2 separate regions of the Homo sapiens genome follow, and region 2 is linked to region 1. A link is an interaction called in ENCODE POLR2A ChIA-PET data of the cell type or tissue named here. Cell type or tissue: MCF 10A. All regions are shown on one strand. Links, peaks and the distances in the headings refer to the core of each region. The heading gives the core; the rest is flanking DNA.

Region 1 (11,824 bases), core at 1,321-9,320:
GTTGAAAGTCTCCTAGAGCATTTATTAATTTAGCCATCATGTAAGTATGTTCCAGAAGCCATGGGGAAGAAGACAGACACTTAAAAATCTAGTTTAGGAAATGATACGCTAAAAATGTAAAATTCTATTAAACGTTAAATAAAACAGTATTAGTCAGTAAAAGAGCTGTAATCAGATATTACTGTCAAATGAGAGGCACAGACTTAAGTGCTAAAGAAGTCAGAAGAAGTAGTCAGAAGAAACAGAAGTCAGAAGAAGCAATTGCTGTGGATTAGATAGGTTATGCAGTCTCTAATGAAAATTGGTTCTTGGTGGGGTAGGGGATGAAAAACTATTAAATACTACTATGGTTTGGAACCCCCCATAGGGCCACAGTACATAGATAGTATATCTGTGTTATTAAAATTCATGGGGATGAGGAAAGCAATCTAAAATGTCCCAGGGCCGGGTGCAGTGGCTCATACCTGTAATCCCAACACACTGGAAGCTGAGGCAGGAGGATTGCTTGAGGCCAGGAGTTCAGGACCAGCCTGAGCAACACAGACCTCGTCTCTACACACACGCATGTGCACACAACAGACACAGTGGTGCATACCTGTAGTGCACGCATGCACACACACGTGCGCACAGTGGTGTACACCTGTAGCCCCAGCTATTCAGGAGGCTTAGGTGGAGGATTGCTTGAGGCCAGGAGGTTGAGGCTGCAGTGAGCCATGATCGCACCACTGTACTCCAGGAGCCTGGGTGACAGAGCAAGACCCTGGGGTCTCAAAGAAAAACGCTGTCTCAAACTAAAAAAAAAAAAAGGTCCCGGGGCTTGTGGGTAGCAGTAATGAAAGGTTGAGGAACACGAGTTTAGGATAGTTAAAGAAGGGTTTTAAATAGGAACTATGAAGGTTAGTCATTGAAGGATAGATGGTAAGTTTTAGGTAAACAAAGATGGAGAGGTTATTTTATTCAAGATGGTTTTCTTGGAGATTATGTGTTTTTATAAAATCAGACTGGGTGTATAACATGTCTCACATGCCGCATCATAGCCTCTAGTTAGTGTCTTATAAACTGAAGAATAGGAAAATTAAAATCTCAGAATTTCCTTTTAAACAAGATCAAATTTAAAGTGTTGTAGTAGATTACCCATTGCCTCTGTGTTCATTCTTACCAAGTAGTTTTTTGATTAGAGGTAGAGGATTTATTCATTTCTTTGTGCAGTCATGTTAGCAGTACTGTTTATCTAAACAGACTCTTGGTTACATACGGAATTATGGTTCTCTTGTGCTGTCTTATTCATTGAGTTAAAGAATTATAGAATTTTTTTAGAGATGTAGAAGACTGTAGAGATTGTTTAAACTCCTCCATTGATACATAGGGAGAAAATGGACCTGCAGTGAAGATCCATTGATGTTAGTGGTGGAGCTGGCCTCACCACTTTGGTCTCCTGACTTGCAGTCTACTGCCCTTCTTCTCACAATATCATTTTATCTAAACCAGTATGAACCTTGGTCTGGAGGCAGAAATTTTAATTTTAGTAATTTATCTCTTTAGACCATACCAGATTGTCACTTCTTTTTCCATTTCTCTAGACAAATCAGTCATTTTCTCCAGAATGTGGAAAGGCAGTGGGTTTTGGAGTTTGACTTTTCCACTTCAGCTTTAACCTTGGACAACTTACTTAACTTCTTTGCCTAATGCTCTTATATGTTAAATGGGAATGAGAATACTTACTTAATAAGGTGGTTGTTAGGATTAAGTTAGATGACCTATATATAAAGCCTTTTCCTCTGTGTTGGATATATTTAAAAAATTTATTAAATGTTTTTCTCCCCTTTCTTTCTCTGCCACTAGAGTACTTACCACATTGTGTATCACAGTTAGTTATTTTATGTGTCCCAGGTGCGAGTCTTGGAGGTTTTCCCCTTAGTAATTTCTCAACTTTATGTAATATTATTATGGGGTCTATGACATAATTTTTAAAAAACAAACCAGTAAAGCCAGGAATTTGCTACTGAAACAGAGATGCTGCTATAGTAGACAGTTAATTCATCTGTCAGAGAAGAATTGAGTACTAGTGTTCATTTTTAATACTAATAATTCTATAATAAACTGACTTACTATATTGTTGATTCTTGTCTAAGGCCTTGTTTTGACCTTAAGAATTTCATTATAATTCCACAAGGGAAATGTATTGATTGTGTCATTTGGCTCCCAGTCTCTGTCCTTGACTGTTTCTGTGATTGCCTTGCAGAGCTCTGAGGAACATGAATACAGTGATGAAGCTCCTCAGGAAGATGAGGGCTTTATGGGCATGTCCCCTCTCTTACAAGCCCATCATGCTATGGAAAAAATGGAAGAATTTGTTTGTAAGGTAAGAGTGCAGTTTCTTGTCATTGTCATGCTATATATTTAGCCCTTCCAAAACAGAAACCTTTAAAGAGAGTGGTAGTACTATAGCCTTTGGTTTGCTTTGGGGAAGATCTGTGGCAAGATGGGGACAGAAGTGGTCTTGGGACTCTAATCCTGTTGAAGACAGAATACATTTGTTGGCTTGTAGTAGCCATGATAAAGCTCTGATAAAACTAGGATATCCAGCTGGGAAACAAACATTTCCTAATGTAGGTTAACAGAGTAAATGTCTTATTGGTGGTTTAGACAAACAGAATGAAACATAGTCAGAAGTGGTTGACGCCTGGAGATATGAAAATGCCCTCCGCAGGTCCCTTAAATCTGTTCTGCTGAGTGACTGCAATGGCAAATGTACTGTTCTTTCTAGGGATTCTGTGAGTAATCAGGCTACTCTTGAGAGAGATTTTCCAGTTTCCATGTACATCTGGTATTTTCAGTTCAGCTGGTATACATTCTGTCTCTTAAGGTTTTTCTTCCAGTCCATTGTCTTGATTCCCTAGGACCTATTATGGGATTCTTTTTTTTTTTTTTTTTTTCTAAAATAGTAATTAGAATTGAGTTTGCCTGCTTAGAGAAAATAGACACACTGGTAAACTTGTAGGTACTTGATCAATCAGATCAATAAGGGCCCTGGCAGGTAGAATCTAATTAATGTAAGTCGATCAGTCTGTGTGTATACGTATGTGTATGTAAATTGATTTATTAAACATTTCTGGAGAACTCTTTATTATTTAGAGAGAAATTTTTGTGACACTTAGCTTTTCATGGCTTTTATGAAACCAAAACTTTTTATGTACATGGTCTTAGATCCAGGAGACTAAATATAGGTTTTCTTACATTCACAATAATGCTGGAAATAATTGGGATCAGTGGACTTAGAATGCTATTACTTTGGACCAGGGTATGAAAAGAGAACATTGTGATCTGAACATAGACATCCTTTCCAAGACTAAGGGTCCAGTGGGTTTTCAGGGGGAGTTTAAACATTTATGGGTCTGTAATAGAAAATTTTAGCCAGTTTGAAAATGAGTGAAGAAACAACTGAACAGAACAATAGATTCATTCTAGTGATCACTGTCTCAGGAGAATTAGCACAAAGGGATACAAAAGATTATTTTGTTTTTAAAATGCAAATTTGGTGTGAAGAAATCTCTCAAAGTTGGCAAATTTAGTATCTGGGCCATTAGGGGATTTTAATATTTAGAGATCAGCGGGGTACGGTAGCTGACTTAACTGCCTTTTTGTCCTCTCCCTTTCTGAACAGAGAACAAAGAATAAAACAAATAAAACTCTAAATTTAACAGCAAATCAGAGAATAAATAGGGCAGGACATTTGTTTGCTACAAACTATGATCTTCTGAAGGAAAAGGAGTGTTGTAAATATCCCTTAGCAGTTTGTTGATGACAGCAGAATGAAGAGGCATCCTGTTACACAGTGTTGTCTGGTGTGGCTCAACCCTGCCATGGCAGTGCAACTGACCACACTTGAAAACCAGCCGTGTCTAGTGGCACAGGGATTCTATTTCTTGGACTGGAAGCAAGTAAACAGAGACAGTTTAATATGAAATGTGCTGTGGATAATTTAGTCTTTAGAGTTTCCACGTTTGATCTTGGTCACTCTTTTTTCCCCTAGACTTCAGTGTTTGCTATTTACCAGCATAACCAGGTCCATGTGGGAATAGGATGTATGCTATGGGGAGTTTATTTGTTTTTGAAATTTATTTATTGTTGAGTCTCGCTCTGTCGCTAGGCTGGAGTGCAGTGGCACGATCTTGGCTCACTGCAACCTCCAACTCCCGGGTTCAAGTGATTCTCCTGCCTCAGCCTCCCAAGTAGCTGGGATTACAGGCATGTGCCACCATGCCCGGCTAATTTTTGTATTTTTAGTAGAGATGGGGTTTCACCATGTTGGCCAGGATGGTCTCCATCTCCTGACCTCGTGATCTGCCCGCCTCGGCCTCCCATAGTGCTGGGATTACAGGCATGTGCCACCATGCCCGGCTAATTTTTGTATTTTTAGTAGAGATGGGGTTTCACCATGTTGGCCAGGATGGTCTCCATCTCCTGACCTCGTGATCTGCCCGCCTCGGCCTCCCATAGTGCTGGGATTACAGGCGTGAGCCACTGCGTCCAGCTGTTTTTTTAAGAAATGTTTTTGTGCATTTTATGGTCTAATATATCCACATACCCAGTGGATTATTACTAAGATATTTGAAGGTAGGCAGTGTCTTTGTCAAGCTTATAAATAAATATGTCTTTGGCTAAGCCGTGATCTTATTTTTTTATTCTAGGGGGTAAAAGAGGATACCTATTTGTGTTGGAATTTGGCTGACTGTATATGACTCCAGGTTGAGAATGAGGGTGCAGTGTCTGTTGAATGTGTCACTAATTGCAGTGTAATTAAGAAAGTATAGCTCCTTGTCTCAGTATTTAGACCACTAGAACATTTGTTTAGAAATACCAGGGAAAATCACTCTGAAATTATATGCATATATAACCAATAAGAAACTCACATATTCTTTTTGAATGTAAAAAAGGAACATATGACTCTTTTGTCTGTGTGGGGTAGCAGAGTAGCAGTTTGGATACAGCAGAGCTGTGTGCACATTGTGAATTGCCTTGAAGATGTAAGGGTTGATTTCTGTCTTCCTCTCCCTCTCAGAAAATAAAATTCCCCCAAAGTAAGGTAATAGCAACATTCTGTAAGGTTAATCTCAACAATAGTGGTCTTTTCCCAAATTCAAATTTGATGCAAAAAATTCAGTATCTTGGTCTCTCTCTGACACTAAAAGAAGCAGACTGCAGAGGTTGACAGACTTCCAGCAGTTCCAACAGAAGGGATACTGGATCCCTGATCCCCTTTCTCTTTCTCTCCATAAAGTCCTGTGGAAGATCTCATACAGCTACTTTTGTAAGTGGTAGTACTATTAGCAGCAGATGTTAAAAATATAGATTAGTCTTTTGGCATTATTTTATTTTATTGTATGTTAGAAGCAAGCATAGAATGGCCACATTAGCACCAGTAACCACAGACCCCACGTTTTGAGTTGGAAAGTGAGGGAGGAGAGGTTTTGTATGGCTGGGGGCAGGAAGAGTAGGGAAGAGGCAGGGGGCTAGTTTGGTTAGAGTGTTAAGAGGGACACATCTGTTCTTAAATTGTTAGTCCTCACTTCCTTTGGATGTGGAGATGTTACACAGAGGATTAGTTCTTTTACAAATATCTGTAAGGAAGTAAGAGAGCAGAGAACAAGAAACAGGTTGTGGAGCAAAAGGAATGGGCACAGTAGCTGGTGAGTAAGTGGCAGTCTTTCCATAGAGTAGAGAGAGAGCCAAGTTTCCATGGCTTACCCATATTGTCACAAGACCCTGTAGTGGGTAGGGTGGAGGTCATTGTCTGAAGGTGAATCTTGCTGATTTGCAGCCTGGATTCTTGCTTTATAGGGTAATAGACTGGAAGAACTGCTGAGCCCACATTAGCTGGAAGATAAACCATGTGCCTGCCATTTTTCCTTACATCTTTCTGTCTAGCAGAAGCAAGTTAGTCAAGATTAAGTGATCCTTGTGGTGTGAGCTCTCGGGGCTATGAGACATTAAAAGAAGCAGAGTGCAGAGGTTGACAGACTTCCTACAGAGGGGATATCGGATTCCTGATCCCTTTTCCTCTAGAATCTGATGCGGGAGGGACCATGAGGAAACGGGAGGAAAGGGCTCTGAGGGACTGAAAGGGTGGTTAGGGCTGAGCTTCTTTACCATCTCTCTGCAGCATGAGAAGGAAGATGGATTAGTCACTAACTGTCTGACAGGAGATAGCCCCTGGGGATAGTCATGTACTGGCTTTGAGTAGATGCCAGGGATTACTAACTAATTCATGAAATGCTTTGTGTCATTTTGTTTGATCTTCATGATTTCCCTATGAAGTAACTGAAGCGCTATTTTACAAATGAAGGAGCTGCAGGTTGGAGGTTTTTTAATTAATTAAATCTCATATAGCTAGTTAATGCCAGGGGTCCACAATTTTCTGACTCCTGTGCTCTTTCTTTTCTGCCTCATCATATTTGCATAGTGGGAAGAGAAGAAAGAGTAAGATGGAGGGAGAGATTTTAGCAAAAGGCACAAAAGTATGATTCTATGTAATTCTGTTTTTACCAATAGGAATATTAAATATAAAAATGTTCATATTAACACCACAGGGATTTATCAGAGGTAAAGTCTGTTATATAGGTAGGATGAAGGAGGTCAGTATGAGTGAGACTTTGGAACCTTCATCCCACCATTAGCCAGGTTGAAACAAAGTTTGAAACCACTCTTTTAGGGCATTTCCTATAAATTTGTTTACTCTTTCCTTTTCCTAAGGCCCCCACTTAAAAGTATATTTTTTCTTTCTTTTTTTTTTTTTTTTTTTTTGAGGCAGAGTTTTGCTCTTGTTGCCCAGGCTGGAGTGCAATGGCGTCATCTCAGCTCACCACAACCTCCGCCTCCCGGGTTCAAGCAATTCTCCTGCCTCAGCCTCCCGAGTAGGTGGGATTACAGGCATGTGCCACCACACCCGGCTAATTTTTTGTATTTTTAGTAGAGATGGGGTTCGAGCTCCTGACCTCAGGTGATCCACCCACCTTGGCCTCCCAGAGTGCTGGGATTAAAGCCTTAGCCACCATGCCCGGCAAAAATATATTTTTCATCAGTCTTTAAAGAACTCAGAATATAAGACATTATACATTTTGAGATGTTTGCCTTTTTAAAAATGAATTGTTTTTCCCATTATAAAACAGTGTGATAAGACACAGTTGTTAGGGGTCAGTGTTGGTAAATTGACAACTAAAATCACAAAGATGTTTGATAATACCTCTCTGCCAGGTATGGGAAGGTCGGTGGCGAGTGATCCCTCATGATGTACTACCAGACTGGCTCAAGGATAATGACTTCCTCTTGCATGGACACCGGCCTCCTATGCCTTCTTTCCGGGCCTGTTTTAAGAGCATTTTCAGAATACACACAGAAACAGGCAACATTTGGACACATCTCTTAGGTATGTAATGTCAGTGATGTAATGAGCTGGTGATTCACTTTCTTCCTTTTTATTTTCATGTATTTGAGGGTAAGCACAGAACTTCAGAAATGTATTTGGATTTGCCATTTTGTTTTCTGAATTTCTAATGATGAATTTTCTGACTGGTTTACTCGTAGTTTATCCTGGTTTGCACTATGATTTTGTTATAACTTAAGTTATATTTCTTTCTACTAGATTTTCAGATCTTGTCCTCAAACCAGGCCAAGTAAAAGTTGCTATACAAAATGTGGTTTCATATTGTAGTGACCACTGAGAAGAAAGTATTATTTAATAGAAGTAATCTGATCTTTTAAAATGCATTACTTATATGCACTGCTAATTTTCAGTTTGGCCTGAAGTAGAATATGGACTGTAATTTTTTCTCCATAATGATTGTATATTAAAGAAAGAATACTGTAGAGGAAAGAATAGTCTTTCCAACAAATGGTGCTGGGATAACTGAGCCATATGTAAAAGAATGATCCCGAACTCACATATGCAAAAGTGAACCCAAAATGGATCAAAGACCCAAACATAAGAGCAAAAACTATAAAATCCTTAGGAGAAAACATATATAAATCCTTGTAAGTTTGGATTAGGTGACTGTTTCTGAGAATTGCCACCAAAGAAAAAATAGATAAATTGGACTTCATCAAAATTAAAAACGTTGGTATATCAAAGTGCATTATCAAGAAAGTGAAAAGACAACCCATAGAGAAGAGAATATTTACAAATCAGCTAGTTGGTAAGGATCTAATAAATAACTCCTACAACTCAACAATAAAGACAACCGATTTTAAAAATGGGTAAAACATCTGAATAGATGTTCTTCCAGAGAAGATCTAAAATGGCCAATAAGCACATGAAAAGATGTTTGTCTTCGTTAGGCATTTAGGAAAACGCAAATCAAATGCTTTGAGAAATGCAGTGAGAAATCTCAACACTTCACACCCACTAAGATGGCTATAATCAAGAAAATGAAAAATAACAAGTCTTGGCAAGGATGTGGGGAAATTGGAACTTTCATACGTTGCCAGTAGGAATGTGAAATGGGGCAGTCCCCATGGAAAAGTCTGGCAGTTCCTCAAAAAGTTACATAGAGTTACCAGAAATCAACTCCTAGTATATTACCCAAGATGACTGAAAACATGTTCACATAAAAACATGAACACAGAAGTTTGCAGCAACATTATTCATAATAGCTAAAAAGTAGAAGCAACCCAGATGTCTATCGACTGGTAATGGAGAAACAAAATATGGTGTATTCATACACTGGAGTATTATTTAGCTGCAAAAAGGGATGAAGCACTGATACATGCCACAGCATGGGTGAGCCTTGAAAACATTTGCTAAGTGAAAGAAGCCAGACACAGAAGGTCACATGTCGTTTGATTCTACATGCATGAAATGTCCAGAACAGGAAAATCCATAAAGACAGTAGATTAGTGGTTGTTTAGGGCTGTAAGGAGTGGGGAATGGGGGATGACAGCAGATACAGTACTTCTGTTTGGGGTGATGAAAATATTTTGGAATTAGTTAGTGGTGATGGTTGTACAACCTTGTGAATATACTAGTTTCTGGCCTTACTCCATTTGATTTGCATTTCTTATCACACATTTGATTTCCATGGTGCCTCTAAGTTCCTGCCTGCTAGTATAGTGAGAGGAGAGTAGAGGGTCAAATCAAGTTTGTTGCTGACTTCTAATTCAAGGGTAATTTTTAATTAAAATGATAAAACAATTACTTAGCAAACGTTGAAGTTGAAATTTCTGTGCCTGCCTTGTGTTAGGTGGCCCCTCCCTAAGCAATAGGAACATGGCATCTTTCTGTGTAGAACAGTGTAAGAATTGGTTAGGAAATGGCCTGAGTAGGCATTTTGTCCTTAACTCTTGAATCTCCTGAACCAGCTGATGAGGGCCAGAGAAACAGCATGACACTCCCTGACAGCTATTGGTAGAGGAAAGCTGTATTTCTTGGCAGGGTTTAGGGGTATTGGAATTCATTGTAAAAACAAAAGCAAAAGCACAATGGACCTTTGAAAGCTGGACTATGAGGTATGTGCCAAAAACTGTATAAATGAAACTATTCTACATCTAGAGGTAGAAGTGGCTTCATTATATCTTCTAAGAAGTAGCAGCAGTGTCTGATTTCTTTTTAGATTATGCCCTTAGATAAGTTTTTATATTCTGTATATTCAGTTTATGAAGCTGAAGTATTTCTGATACCAACAATGTTGGAAGTAAACCACAATTTTGGATAGGCTTCAGTTATTTGGAAGATTTTTCTCATTGAACTTTTGATTCAGATATTGTTGTAATGCAGAAGGATTGAAAACAGAATCAGTTATAATACTGTCTCTTCTAAAGGGTGATATTTTATCTATTTTCTGTGCTCTTTTTCCTAGGTTGTGTATTCTTCCTGTGCCTGGGGATCTTTTATATGTTTCGCCCAAATATCTCCTTTGTGGCCCCTCTGCAAGAGAAGGTGGTCTTTGGATTATTTTTCTTAGGAGCCATTCTCTGCCTTTCTTTTTCATGGCTCTTCCACACAGTCTACTGCCACTCAGAGGGGGTCTCTCGGCTCTTCTCTAAGTAAGTATCTGTAAAGTCCGTATTTTGGCCAATGATTTAGAGGTAGTGCGTTAGGGAAAAACATTCAGCAGAGTTGGCAGAATTCTTAATATCATCTCATGCAAACTTTTTTTTTTTTAAAAATTAAAGAGCAACCCAGTTTGGCTCTTAGGTGTCGTTGATGGCTTATGTCATGAGGGATTAATTGGAACCTGTAGTGGCCAGTAGTTTTTAAATTACTGCATTAAATGGATTTTTTTTTTCTGTCATAGACTGGATTACTCTGGTATTGCTCTTCTGATTATGGGAAGTTTTGTTCCTTGGCTTTATTATTCTTTCTACTGTAATCCACAACCTTGCTTCATCTACTTGATTGTCATCTGTGTGCTGGGCATTGCAGCCATTATAGTCTCCCAGTGGGACATGTTTGCCACCCCTCAGTATCGGGGAGTAAGAGCAGGTAAGAGCACGGGGAGGTTCTACATTCGACATTCATTTATTCACTAGTTAAATTCACTATTTATTAAAGTTCTACCATTTGCCAAACATTATGCTGTGTATTTGTGATGCCAAGATGAAGAAATCATAGTTCCTATTGTTGGGGGTTTTTTTATGTAGTAGTCGTAGTAGTTGTTGTTGTTAGTAGTGTTTATTAATTGTCTTAAAGCATTAGGGTTGAGGGGTCATGGTGAGTATGAGGTGATATAATTTGGGACTGTTACTTACTTGAATTTATGGCTAAACACCATCCAGAAAGCGGTAGTCTATAACTTTTGTAAACAATGATTTCTCTTACTCATTGTGGAGTGTACTTTTTGTAGTGATTCTTTTTTTGTTGTCATTTTCTGTTTTGTTTTATATTTTTATTTTATAATGGATAATCTGCTTAAGGCTTCACCCCCATGCTGATTATGTTTTGTTAAAGTGGGCACCATATCTCCCTTCTGATGTAGGGATAAAGGGGCTTTTTATATTTAGGATAATGCCTGTTTAGCTGGAGATCATAGAGAAAGCCACAAGCCCCTCAGTGCCTTGGCTGAGTCTTCTTGTAGGACATGGAATTAGCAGAGATGTTCTTGTCTCCTACTCAGTGTCAAGCTCAGTGCCCACTGAGAATGAACAAGGAGTGTTTTTCCTTTCGTCCTTAAACCCCCAAAACCATTTAGTATTAAAATCTAAACCCTGGATCATCCGGGGGTACCTGGAAGGTTAGACACAGAAGTAACCTCATGTCAGTGACCACTGTTAAAACACTCTGCCGTCCTCCTTTTTGTGTTCATATGAGCAAATGAGCATTGGTCAGGGTCAGCTTTCAACAGTACTTGAGTAGTACAGTGGTGTTAAGCCTGCTTGAGCACATGAGATAAGAATGTCTTTGCTGAGTACAGCTGAGCATTCTGTTATTTACATACATCAGAAGAACCAAATTCCTGAGCCTTTGACTTAGAGAATGATAGGCAGAAACCATTAGCAGCCTTTGCTTAGCATGTAGAGGAAAAGAAAAAGTGAATAGTGCAAAAGTCTAGCAAATCTTTCCTTAGAGGAGCAGAGGTAGGAAATAGTTTTTCTTTAGGTCTGCTTGGTTCTTACCTGTTGTGAGAGCAGCATTGCCATTTTCCTCTTCTCTTTTAGATGTCCATTTTATTTGTGAGTATGCATCCCATAGCTGTGCTTACATATATTGCTGTATACCAGCAGTTTATTTGGTAATGTCCAAAGCAAGTAATAGGTTCTTTATCTGTTGAGAAAGCTTACCAAATGACAGCTTGTTTTGCAAGGGTCATTGTTAACTCTGTGTCAAAATGTA
Region 2 (11,824 bases), core at 1,390-9,389, 120 kb before region 1:
CGGGGGTGAGGTGGGAGGATTGCTTGAGCCTAGGAGTTCAAGGCTATAGTGAACCATCATCGTGCCACTGCACTCCAGCCTGGGGTTACAGTGAGACCCTGTCTCAAAAAAAAAAAAAAAAAAAAAAGGAAACAGATAATGCATACAGGGCTAAACAGCATAGAAAATGCTACAAAAGTTGAAGATAGTATATTGATGTACATATTGAAGCAAAGAGAAAACTGGGGCCTTGGACGATGGAACTAGATGAGTAAGTCACATTCGGTAGGGAATTTAGAGCTGGTGCCTGGGGGCTTCATTTTACAAGACAGCCATGGGTATTCTCTACCACATGCTTCCCTCGAATTTACTCAGAGGGAAGCCCTCTCTCCACTGGCTTTCCCAGGCGTTAGGAGTCAATGGTTTTGAATAAGAGTGAAGATTAAAATTCAGCAGAGCTCCAAGCATGTCTGATCTTGAGCGGACAGGACCATGGACTAAGCTTCTGAACTCCCTTTTCCAATCTGCTCTTCCGGCCTCTTGATCTCTGTGCCAGGACTCAACTCCATCACAAATGCATAATTCCTATCACAAGGAGACAACCGTAAATATATTTGAATTAAGTGACATGTTTTCAGCTTCTCAAAGGCCCCATCCCTAAACTCAGTGTGGCCCTGGCCCTGTGACATGCTGGCGATGCAGTCCCACCAGGCACAGCACTGAAACTGCATGTCGTGCTGGAACAGGGGACTCTACCAGAGGCTCTGCTGGGACAGAAGGTAGGAAGCAGAAGCAGGTATTGGGATTCCATAGGAGAATGCAGTGCTCGCTTCCTGGTGTACCCACCGAGGAGGCAAGGGAAGGAGCAGTGACTCCTGTCTTTCTGTGACTCAGCTCCCGCCTGGGGCTTCTGGGTTCAGAGCAGGGGAGTGGAGGGATGTGGGTCTTAGATGAGAGAGGTGGAATGAGCAGCTCTTGGGACTCCTCATGGCCCCACAGTCTCTACCTGCTCAGAGAAAAATGAGCCCAGGTGATGGGAGGAGGTGTTCATATGTTATGGGAGAGGGAGGGTGACTGGGTGTGGCGCAGAGCTTGGGCTGCACCTGGCTACCTCGGTCTGAGGAGTCTCAAGTGCTACCTAATGTGTGGCAGTGGGGACAGAGGTGGGTTTTTTCCCCTTTTGTGGTGCTGGTAAGGAGGGAGCTCATGCATTCTAGGCACTGGTTCCATCCCTTCATCTGGCTAAATCAAATCATCTGGGGAGATTTAAAAATTCAGAGTCTGCCAGCCACCGTGACTCACGCCTAGAATTCTAGCACTTTGGGAGGCTGAGGCAGGAGAATCATTTGAGTTCAGGGGTTTGAGGCCAGCCTGGGCAACATAGTAAGACCTTGTCTCTATTGAAAAAACATCAGATTCCTAGGGCCCAGGCCTTGAGATTCTGATTGAGTCAATTTGGGGTGGGGTCTGGGATTGACTCTGTGTTTTAAAAAGATGCCTTGGGTGATTCTGCTTAGCAGCTATAATAGGGGATTGTTGATATGTGATTACATTTGACTACACCAAGCCTTCCATGCAGTGGCATGGCCATTTGCAGACAGAGCTGGGTTTAGAGGAAATGTAGCCAGGGCCTCAGGCTGTTAGAGGTCTAAGGATGGGGATTCAGAGTAAAGCATCAGTATCTACCCACTCAACATTGGACCTGGAGTGAGTGTGGTGGCACACACTTGTAGTCCTAGCTACTCTGGTGGCTGAGGTGAGAGAGAGGATTGCTTTGGGGTTGTGGTGTGATACGATCGTGCCTGTGAATAACTACTGCATTCTGCACTCCAGCCTGGACAATATAGTGAGACTCCATTTCTTTTTCTTTTGAGACAGAGTCTCTCTCCATTGGCAGTGGTGCGATCTTGGCTCACTGCAACATCTGCCTTCTTGGTTCAAGCAATTCTCCTGCCTCAGCCTCCCGAGTAGCTGGGATTACAGACACGCGCCACCACACCCAGCTAATTTTTTTGTGTTTTTAGTAGAGATGGGGTTTCACCATATTGGCCAGGCTGCTCGCAAACTGCTGACCTCGTGATCAGCCCACCTTGGCCTCCCAAAGTGCTGGGATTGCAGGCGTGAGCCACCGCGCCTGGCCCGAGACTCTATTTCTTAAAAAAAAAAAAAAAAAAAAAAAAAGATTGGACCTGGGAAAAGGAAGGAATGGAGGAATGGTAAACTATCCTGGATTAGCATCTTGCAAAAGACTAAAATCAGAGTCCATCCTTAAATCCTCCCACATGATAAAATGTGTGAACTTAATTTCCCGGATCTGTTTCTAACCTCCGGTGTGGTCAGTTGGACCAGCATTAGACAGTCAGATGAGGAAGGGAATGTTCTGTGAGGCAAACCCAAGCCCTAAGCTTGGTCTGCATCTGTGACCTGGTTCTGCAACTTTGGAGAGATGCACAAGAGGCTACGTGCATCCAAACAGCCTCGCAATCAGACCGCACGAGATCATGCAGCTCACAAATCTGGACAGACCTGAAAGATCGTATCTCGAACGAAGCCACTGAATGTCGCTGGCTCCCATGCAGGCCCGAGCAGGGAACAGCCGGCAACCACACAGTTGCACACAGGCTGCTGGCTGTGCCCTAGGACCGGCCCGGAATCCAGCTGGGGCTTCTCCTTCTCTCTTGAGAAAGTCCCCAGGGGCTGTCTTCAGCAGTCCTGAACTTGGGAACCTGGGCTGCATGCTGAATTAAGAACTCACAGTGAAAACTCTGCTAATCTGTAAAGTCAATTTGACTCTTTGATGGGCAGAGAAATTTGGCTTGCTTTATTTATTTCTTTATTTTCAGACAGAGTCTCACTGTCACCCAGGCTGGAGTGCAGTAGCTCAATCATAGCTCACTGGAGATTTGACCTCTTGGGCTCAAGAGATCCTCCCATCTCAGCCTCCTCAATAGCTAGGACTACAGGTGCACGCCAGCATGCCCAGATAATTTTGTTCATTTTTTTGTAGAGACAGGGTCTCACTCTATTGCCCAGGCTGGTCTTGAATTCCTGAACTCAAGTATTCCTCCTGCCTCAGCCTCCCAAGTAGCTCAGACCACCAGTGTGCCCTACCATGACCAGCTATTTTTTTTTTTTTTTAATTTTTTGTAGAGACTGGGGTCTCACTGTGTTGTCTAGGCTGGCCTCAAACTCCTGGGCTCAAGCAATCTTCCTGCCTTGGCAGCCCAAAGTCCTGGGATTACAGGCATAAACCACCATGCCAGGTGCCAGGTCAGAGATGTGGTTTTTTCAATCCCAGGGTCAAGAAACCAGAATTGCAGCCCTGGCTCTGCTGTCAAATTGTTCAAAAGCCTCTGAGGAAGAAGGATCAGGCTTCCAGGCTTTATTTGCTCCTCAGTTCCCGGTGCCAGCTCAGGGTTTTTGCAAAGTTTAGCTGCCATAGGAAGTGAGAAATTGCTCTGGAAAATGTATATGTTCCCATTTTTGCCTTTGTTATTATTTCAGTTCTGCTGTGGACTGTTGTGAACTGACCCAGTAACCACAGGCTAGTTCTTTGTCTTCCAAGCCCCTTATTGCTTGTTTCCAACAAAGTAGTCAAAAACACTTTCTCTGCTAAACAAACTTTTTTTCTTTTTTGTAACAAAAAAGACCAAAGATAGAAATACAGCATGGCTTTCTTTTTTCCTTTTTTTTTTTCTTTTTTTTTTGAGATACAGTCTTGCTCGTTGCCCAGGCTGGAGTGCAGTTGTGAGATCTCGGCTCACTGCAACCTCCACCTCCTGGGCTCAAGCGATTCTCCTGCCTCGGCCTCCCTAGTAGCTGGGACTACAGGCGCATGCCACCACGCCTGGCTAATTTTTGTATTTTTAGTAGAGATGGGGTTTTGCCACGTTGGCCAGGCTGGTCTCAAACTCCTGACCTTAGGTGATCCGCCCGCCTTGGCCTCCCAAATTGTTGGGACTATAGGCATGAGCCACCGCGCCCAGCCTTACAGCATGGATTTCTAAACAGAGTGGCTATTTGTTGCTGGGACAGGTAACTGAGAGGATAGATTTCATTCCCCAGAGAAGTTTAAGAAAAGAAGAGCATTTAGATGTTTTTAGAATTTAGTAGAGTCTAGAGCCAGGGAGAAAACCAGACATTCTCTGGAGATTCATTTCAGCTAGAGGGTTCTGTGTGTCCCATCTCCCTTTCAGGGATTAATCAGCCTCTAAAAACAGCAAGGGCACAAGATTCAGTACAGAGGACCTGGCTTCCCAACCAACTAGTTAAGTGATTCAGGCAGTTTCCTCAGCAATAAAACAGAAATAATACTCTCTCTACCTCAAATTAAATCATATGGATGTGAAAGCCTTTTGTAAAATATAAACTTTTAAAATATTGAGGCTGGGCATGGTGGCTCATGCCTGTAATCCCAGCACTTTGGGAGGCTGAGGTAGCAGGATTACTTGGGCCCAGAAGTTTGAGGTTGCAGTGAGCTAGGATCGAGCCACTGTACTCCAGACTGGGTGACAGAGCAAGACCCTGTATTAAAAAAGAAAAGGGTAATGGTATATCTTACATAGATATAGATAAGTGTATAAGATATAGCTTGCTTATATCATGGCAAGATCAATGAAAATATGCTTTTTAAAAAAGTAAAGTTTATTATGTAAGCTCTTGGGAATCATCTCAACTGAAGCCAACCACAAATGCAAGGGGTCTAACCTTGATGATCTGGATTTGTTTGGTCTTTTGTATACCCAGAAATCCACCATCCTTCTCTATGTTGGTCTTGGTCTTTCCTGAGAAGGCCAGTACCTGAAAAGTGAGCATTCCACCTTCCACCCCGCCATCACATGGGAGTCTTTTTTTTTTTTTTTTAAATCCCCAGTCTGTTTACCACTTTGTCCTAAGAATCAAAGACTTAGGAAACTTTTTTTTTTTTTTTTTTTTGAGACAGGGTCTCACTCTGTCACCCAGGCTGGAGTGCAGTGGCGTGATCTCAGCTCACGGCAACCTCTGCCTCCCAGGCTCAAGCGATTTTCCTGCCTCAGCTTCCTGAGTAGCTGGAATTACAGGCACGCGCCACCACACCCGGCTAATTTTTGTATTTTTTTTTAGTAGAGACGAGGTTTCACCATGCTGGCCAGGCTGGTCCTTATCTCCTGACCTCAAGTGATCCACCAGCCTCGGCCTCCCAAAGTGCTGGGATTACAGGCGTGAGCCACTGCTCCCGGCCAAGGAAACTTCAAGAAGGCAAAGGCAAGGAGGCCCACCCCTGGGCCCTCAGAGGACATGGACAGGGAGCGGACTCTGAAAGGAGCTCTGGGAATGGACTCTGCCCCCTCTAGCCCCCAGGGCCTGGCCGCCTACACCCAGCTGCTTCTCCTCACTGGCCTCTGCCCCAGGACATGGCAGCCACATCAGGGACGTGGAGCTGGGAAGCGTCCCCCCTTCTCACAGAAGGTCTGTGACAGTGGAGAAGATTCCCAGGATCTCAGGCTAGAAGTTGGAAGGCATTTTCTGAGGGCCACATGATTCCACCAGCTGGAGTTTTCTGTTCCCATTGTACAGTCCTTGATTTCTGGGACACAAGATGTTCTTTTAGGCTTTCCTGAATAACAAAGATCACACATACACTTGTTTATCTGGGGAGATGCCTTCCCGTTCTAAACAACTGACTTACAAATTCTCTTTCTGAGAACAATGCCCATTCATAAGTTGGGAACATTCTGTATGAGTGACTTCTGGCTGGGAAGGCACAGTTCTCAGGAGGGGGAGGAGTTCTCAGGAGACCCCTGTAAAGTGGGCCTGTGCTTAGACACTCAGGTCCCTGTGTTTGCTAGAAACACTTGGGCACACACAGGTGCCTGTTCCAAGCCTTCCTCCCAAGGAACACACCTGCGCATGTGAGTCACATGTCCCGCCAACGTGCCACCTAACCTTCACCCTGAGCTGGGGAGTATTGAGTAACTGTGTCGTCAGCAAAGTCACCCCACTGCTTGGGTAACACCTTCAGATAGTATCCAGGCCAAAACATGTTAAGAAAAAAAATTCACTCACAGCCAGAACACTTATTCCTGTTTATCTTTTAACAATGCAAGGGTAGGGAAATTGTTTGGAAATCAAAACGTGGAAGTTCGTTCATCCTCCCAACTCGTGGAGTTCTAAGGCAGAGACTGGCTAAGCTTTTGTGGGACCTAAAAGTTATATAATCAGGGTGGGGCAGTTTAAATAATTACAAATACGGAATTATGAACAGGGCCTTAGAAGGCGAGGGAGAGGCCCTGAAACTTGAGCTTCATTCACTTAATGGAAAATCTAACTCTGATTCTAGGGGAAGAATCTAGAAGATTCCATGAAAATACAATGTTATAGAGCTTTAAATGACTTTCCCTAAAATACTTTTAATACTTCTTGCCTTAGTGGATCCTGGCTTTTCTTTGACAGTGTCATTCAGTTGAAAACCCTCTGGGTAAAGGCTCTTCGCCTCCTGGCAGCCCCATGCGGGCGGGAGGTGCTGCTCTCAGGGTCTTCACACCCCACTGTTGCAGCCCTCCGCCCACCCGTCTCTCCAGCCGGACCATCCTCTCTGCATTTTGGTCCCTGTCCTCCGCCCACCCGTCTCTCCAGCCGGACCATCCTCTCTGCATTTTGGTCCCTGTCCTCCGCCCACCCGTCTCTCCAGCCGGACCATCCTCTCTGCATTTTGGTCCCTGTCCTCCGCCCACCCGTCTCTCCAGCCGGACCATCCTCTCTGCATTTTGGTCCCTGTCCTCCGCCCACCCGTCTCTCCAGCCGGACCATCCTCTCTGCATTTTGGTCCCTGTCCTCCGCCCACCCGTCTCTCCAGCCGGACCATCCTCTCTGCATTTTGGTCCCTGTCCTCCGCCCACCCGTCTCTCCAGCCGGACCATCCTCTCTGCATTTTGGTCCCTGTCCTCCGCCCACCCGTCTCTCCAGCCGGACCATCCTCTCTGCATTTTGGTCCCTGTCCTCCGCCCACCCTGGGGCCCTTCTGCAAAGCACTGAGGTTCGGGGCGCATGGACGTCTTCCTCCCAGCCCCTCATCCGCCAGCGAGCTGAGCCGCGCCCGGGCCCCTGTCACCGCGCCACCGCTCCTTCGGGACCTGAAGCCTCCGTGCTCAGCGATCCCCCTGCAGCCCACTGCGACCCCCACCCTTGCTGCGCCCTCCGCCTCAGCACGGCCCTCCCGGAGCTATGTGCCCTCCCTGACTTCCTCTTCGCCCCTCCCCTGCCTGGCTCTCCCACTGCCAGTCACCCCAACCCCGCCCCAGCAGCAGCCTCGAGTTCCCTCTCCCCTCGAAGGCCTCGCGGCGGACTCGGAGCGGGGCAGGGAGGAGGCGGGAGGCGGCGGGGGGCGGGGGGCGGGGGGAGGCGGGAGGCGGCGGGAGGCGGGGGGCGGGGCCGCAGCTCCGCCCTCGGGAAATGGCTCCGCCTCCCTCGCCGGGAGCTGCCTTCAGGGGCCGTATGCAGCGACTCCCCACCCCGCGGGCCATGCCAGCGGACGGGCACCTCCGCGGGCGCAGAGCGAGTCACACGTGCATCCTCTCGCCCTTCCCCCGCTGCACCGCCCGCTGTCCAGCCCTCTCCTGTTTTCTCCCACTGCAGAGCTGGCTAAAGAACACTGCAGACTTGGGCCAATTTGCCCCTGCCCAGATTCCTGATTCCCGGCCTCGCGGCCCCACCGCTGTCTTCCTCTCCCCTCCCGGACTTCCTGTCGCCCCCAGCCCCAGCCCTCTGTGGCCGCGGCCTGCTCTGCCTGAGCTGCGCCTCCGGAGGTTCCGCCGCCCCTTCGCCTCCCCCTCCCCACTTCCCGCCTCCCCCCTCACTTCCCGCCTCCCCCTCCCCACTTCCCGCCTCCCCCCTCACTTCCCGCCTCCCCCTCCCCACTTCCCGCCTCCCCCTCCCCACTTCCCGCCTCCCCCTCCTCACTTCCCGCCTCCCCCTCCTCACTTCCCGCCTCCCCCTCCCCACTTCCCGCCTCCCCCTCCCCACTTCCCGCCTCCCCCTCCCCACTTCCCGCCTCCCCCCTCACTTCCCGCCTCCCCCTCCCCACTTCCCGCCTCCCCCTCACTTCCCGCCTCCTCCTCCCCACTTCCCGCCTCCCCCTCCTCACTTCCCGCCTCCCCCTCCTCACTTCCCGCCTCCCCCTCCTCACTTCCCGCCTCCCCCTCCCCACTTCCCGCCTCCCCCTCCTCACTTCCCGCCTCCCCCTCCTCACTTCCCGCCTCCCTCCTGAGAGGTCCGCTGTCGGGAGAGAGGACTCGGTGTGTGCTCCGCTCGCCCTCCGCGAGATTCCCTCAGGGCACAAGCAGCGCTTCCTGAAGCTCGGTTAGCCCCTCACCCACCAGCTGCAAGGACGGGGACCCTGCCTTTCTTATCGCGCATCGCCCAGGCCCTGGCCGGGAGGAGGGCCTCTAACCGGGAGGGGCTGCCCGCTCTTCCGTGCCCCGCCCCGCAGCGCACCTGCCCGCGAACATGAGGCAGCCGGGGGTCCGCTGGGGCAGAGTGCGGAGTGAAGGGGTGCACTGGGCACTCAGCGCGGCCCTTGGGAGGCAGGGCCGCCCCAGCCTGCCCTCCTGTCTGGGAAGGCCGTCCAGAAGCAGGAGCCCCGGGGAAAACAACTGGCTGGACGGGGCGGCCTTCAGTGTCTCTCCCAGCCTGAGAGTCGCTTCCCACCACCTGGGCACGAACCTGCTCTGCGATCTCCGGCAAGTTCCTGCGCCTCCTGTCGGTAAAATGCAGATCGTGGCGTCTTCCCTGTCCCCTGTGAGGATCGTGAGCCTATGCGTGTGAGGCCACCAAATCCCAATTCGTATGAACGTGCTGGAAGCAAGGGGGTCAGAGCACTTAGCGGCTCTCTCCTCTGGTGGGGAGAAAACAATGATTTTCTTAAGGACACAGTTTGATGGCGGAGGCTCGAGAGCGGCTACAGTTGGGGCCACTGGAGAGAGAGATGGCCTCTGGAAGAGGGTGCTGAGTTATGTAGTGGCCGATTCACTGCAGGCTGCCTGCTAGATTGTAGGCTTGCTGAAGGCAGCACCAGTTATCTGTCGCACTGTTCGCTACAGAATTGTCCGCACCAAGCACAGCATGGACTCTGTTAGCAGTGCAGCAAACATTTGATGAAGGAAGGAAGGAGGGAATTAAAGGAGGAAGAAAGGAAAGGAGAAAGATAAAAAAGGAAGAAAGGAGGAAGGGAAGGAAGGAAGAAAGGAAGGATGGAGGGAAGGAGGGAAGGAAGGAAGGAGGAAAACAGGAGGGAAGGAGGGAAAGGAGGGAAGGAGGAAAACAGGAGGGAAGGAGGGAAGGAAGGAAGGAGGAAAACAGGAGGGAAGGAAGGGGGAAAGGAAGGGAGGAAGGAAGGAAGGAGGCTGCTTAGGGGTAAAACGTCTGTAGGGAGGATGCAGCCGGGCCACGAGCTAATAGAAGGTGCAGAATGTCAAGCTGCTGAGATGGACCATGGAAGGCAAGAAGAATGAGGGAATGCCCACCCAGTCCTCAATGACAAATAATGATCTTGTTTTCTTTTGCTTTTTCCTCGATCTTAATTTTTAATCCCCAATGGCTGAATGATGGTGTTCTGTGCAGACATTTGTGTTCGGGTAGAGAGAAGGGGAAAGAATGGCTGGGACTGGCCCACCATGGCCTTGGGACTGGCCCACTATGGCCCTGCCCTTACAAACTAGAGGAGAGTAATTAAATGAAAACGATGACAAGGATGTACATGTAAAACATTTAAAGGCTGGGCACAGTGGCTCACGCCTGTAATCCCAGCACTTCCGGAGGCCAAGGCAGGTGGGTCACGAGGTCAGCAGTTCGAGACCAGGCTGGTCAACATGGTGAAACCCCATCTCTACTAAAAATACAAAAATTATCCAGGCGTGGTGGTGGGCACCTGTAATCCCAGCTACTTGGGAGGCTGAGGCAGGAGAATCTCTTGACCCGGGAGGCGGAGTTTGCAGTGAGTCGAGACCATGCCATTGCACTCCAGCCTGGGTGACAGTGGGAGACTCTGTCTCAAAAAACAAACAAACAGCAACAACAAAAAACATTTAAAGACACACAAGGCCGGGCGCAGTGGCTCTTGCCTGTAATCCTAGCACTTTGGGAGGCTGAGGCAGGAGGATCGCTTGAGCCCAGGAATTTGAGACCAGCCTGGGCAACATGGTGTAAACGTGTCTCTAAAAAACATAGAAAAATTAGCTGGGCGTGGTGGTGCGCACCTGTGGTCTCAGCTACTCAGGAGGCTGAGGTGGGAGGATCACTTGAGCCCGGGAGGTCGAGGCTGCAGTGAGCTATGATCTCACCACCGTACTCCAGTCTGGGTAACGGAGCAAGACCCTGTTTCAAAAATAAATGAATGAAATAATAAAAATTAAGAACACACAAAAGTAGATTCAAAATATTACACACACTTTTACACCTGTACCTCTCTCTCCATCTTTGTGTATTGGAATGCATGAGTCCACACTGATAATCTCCAAGTCCAGGCCGACAGCATGAGTGCATTCTTGTTTTCTCCCTTTCCCTTCTCTGCCAGTAAGAAACCCGGCTCCACAGGGAGTGAAAAGAATGAAAAAGCAGCAGTAGGTCACTAAGGTCCCAGCTTCCCTGTGCCAGCCCTGCCATGGTGCCTCCAAGGATGCAGACCTGCCTGGGGCAGAGGTCTTTAAGGAGACCAAATTGGAACCAGAAGTTTCTTCAGACTGAAAGAACTCCAGGAAGTGTCAGTGGTTAGGGCAGATTTAGGATACCCTATAAATATACAGTAGGGCAAAGTTAAGTCAAGGGCCCCTGGAGCCTTCGGGGTTATGTTGAACCTCCAGGGTTCACCTGGATTAACTCTGTGGTGGCTTCCAGCTGTTGATCTCACCCTAGACCCAGGAATCTGAGGTATGATTTGAGTTAGAAATGGGAAGTAGGGGAGAAATGAAGAAAATTAGAAGAAAACAGTAAATGTATCACCACTTAAAAACATTAGTATTGATAAAATTGACTTCATAAAAATTAAAAATTTCCATGTGGCAAAAATAGCTGAGTCATAAGTAATTAACTGGGAAAATATTTGCAACACATATGACAGTTAATTTTCTTCACATGCAAAGTACACTTAAGAGTGAATAAGATAATCAGCCCCAAAGAAAAATGGGCAAAAGACCTTAAAAAACCGCAGAAGAAGAAATATATCTGGCTTTCTTTTTTTTTTTTCGAGACAGAGTTTTTGCTCTTGTTGCCCAGGCTGGAGTGCAATGGCATGATCTCAGCTCACTGCAACCTCCGCCTCCCAGGTTCAAGTGATTCTCCTGCCTCAGCCTCCCAAGTAGCTGGGATTACAGACATGTGCCACGACGCCTGGCTAATCTTGTATTTTTAGTAGAGACGGGGTTTCTCCATGTTGGTCAGGCTGGTCTCGAACTCCCGACCTCAGATGATCCACCCACCTCGGCCTCCCAAAGTGCTGGGATTACAGGCATGAGCCACCACCCCCGGCCTGCCTGGCTTTCAAACACATGAGAAGGTGCTTACCCTCACTTATAATAAAAGAAATAATTCTATTATATTTCTAATACATTACCAATACATGGTTTCCAATACATAAATTCAAAGTATAAGAGGTATTTTTTATGTATTAGATGAATAAAAATTAAAAATTTTGATAAATTTGTATGTGAAAGAAGATGTGAAGAAATAGGTGTTCCATGCATTATTGGTGGAAGTAAAAATTGGTGCCCTTTCTTTGAAACTATCAAATGCACATATCTTTTGATCCAGTAAGCCCGCCTCTACAAAATTATCCTACAGATACACTCACGCATGTGCACAAAGATATCGGCAC

The links. Peaks named below come from ENCODE experiments on the same cell type or tissue, not always from the same donor. Only the 100,000 strongest peaks of a DNase experiment are listed, where the experiment ranks them.
Region 2: POLR2A ChIA-PET joins it to region 1 with 10 read pairs; 14 of 35 experiments call an interaction of 5 or more read pairs at or near these places.

Annotation. Positions count from the first base shown.
Region 1 is chr12:1,770,600-1,782,423 of GRCh38, forward strand. ADIPOR2 (adiponectin receptor 2) reads left to right here. Exons shown (of 8, transcript NM_024551.3): 3 at 2,243-2,362; 4 at 7,255-7,426; 5 at 9,852-10,038; 6 at 10,290-10,477. Among named protein-coding and RNA genes, the nearest start is that of LRTM2, 44 kb to the right of the region's middle. RefSeq lists enhancers at 5,459-5,977, 5,978-6,495. In MCF 10A, for the core only: no CTCF peak of the experiment used is centred there; a DNase peak (open chromatin) is centred at 6,212.
Region 2 is chr12:1,654,539-1,666,362 of GRCh38, forward strand. MIR3649 (microRNA 3649) reads right to left here and starts at 5,842; the gene lies at 5,777-5,842. RefSeq lists silencers at 7,336-7,435, 7,526-7,615. In MCF 10A, for the core only: no CTCF peak of the experiment used is centred there; DNase peaks (open chromatin) are centred at 5,923 and 7,513.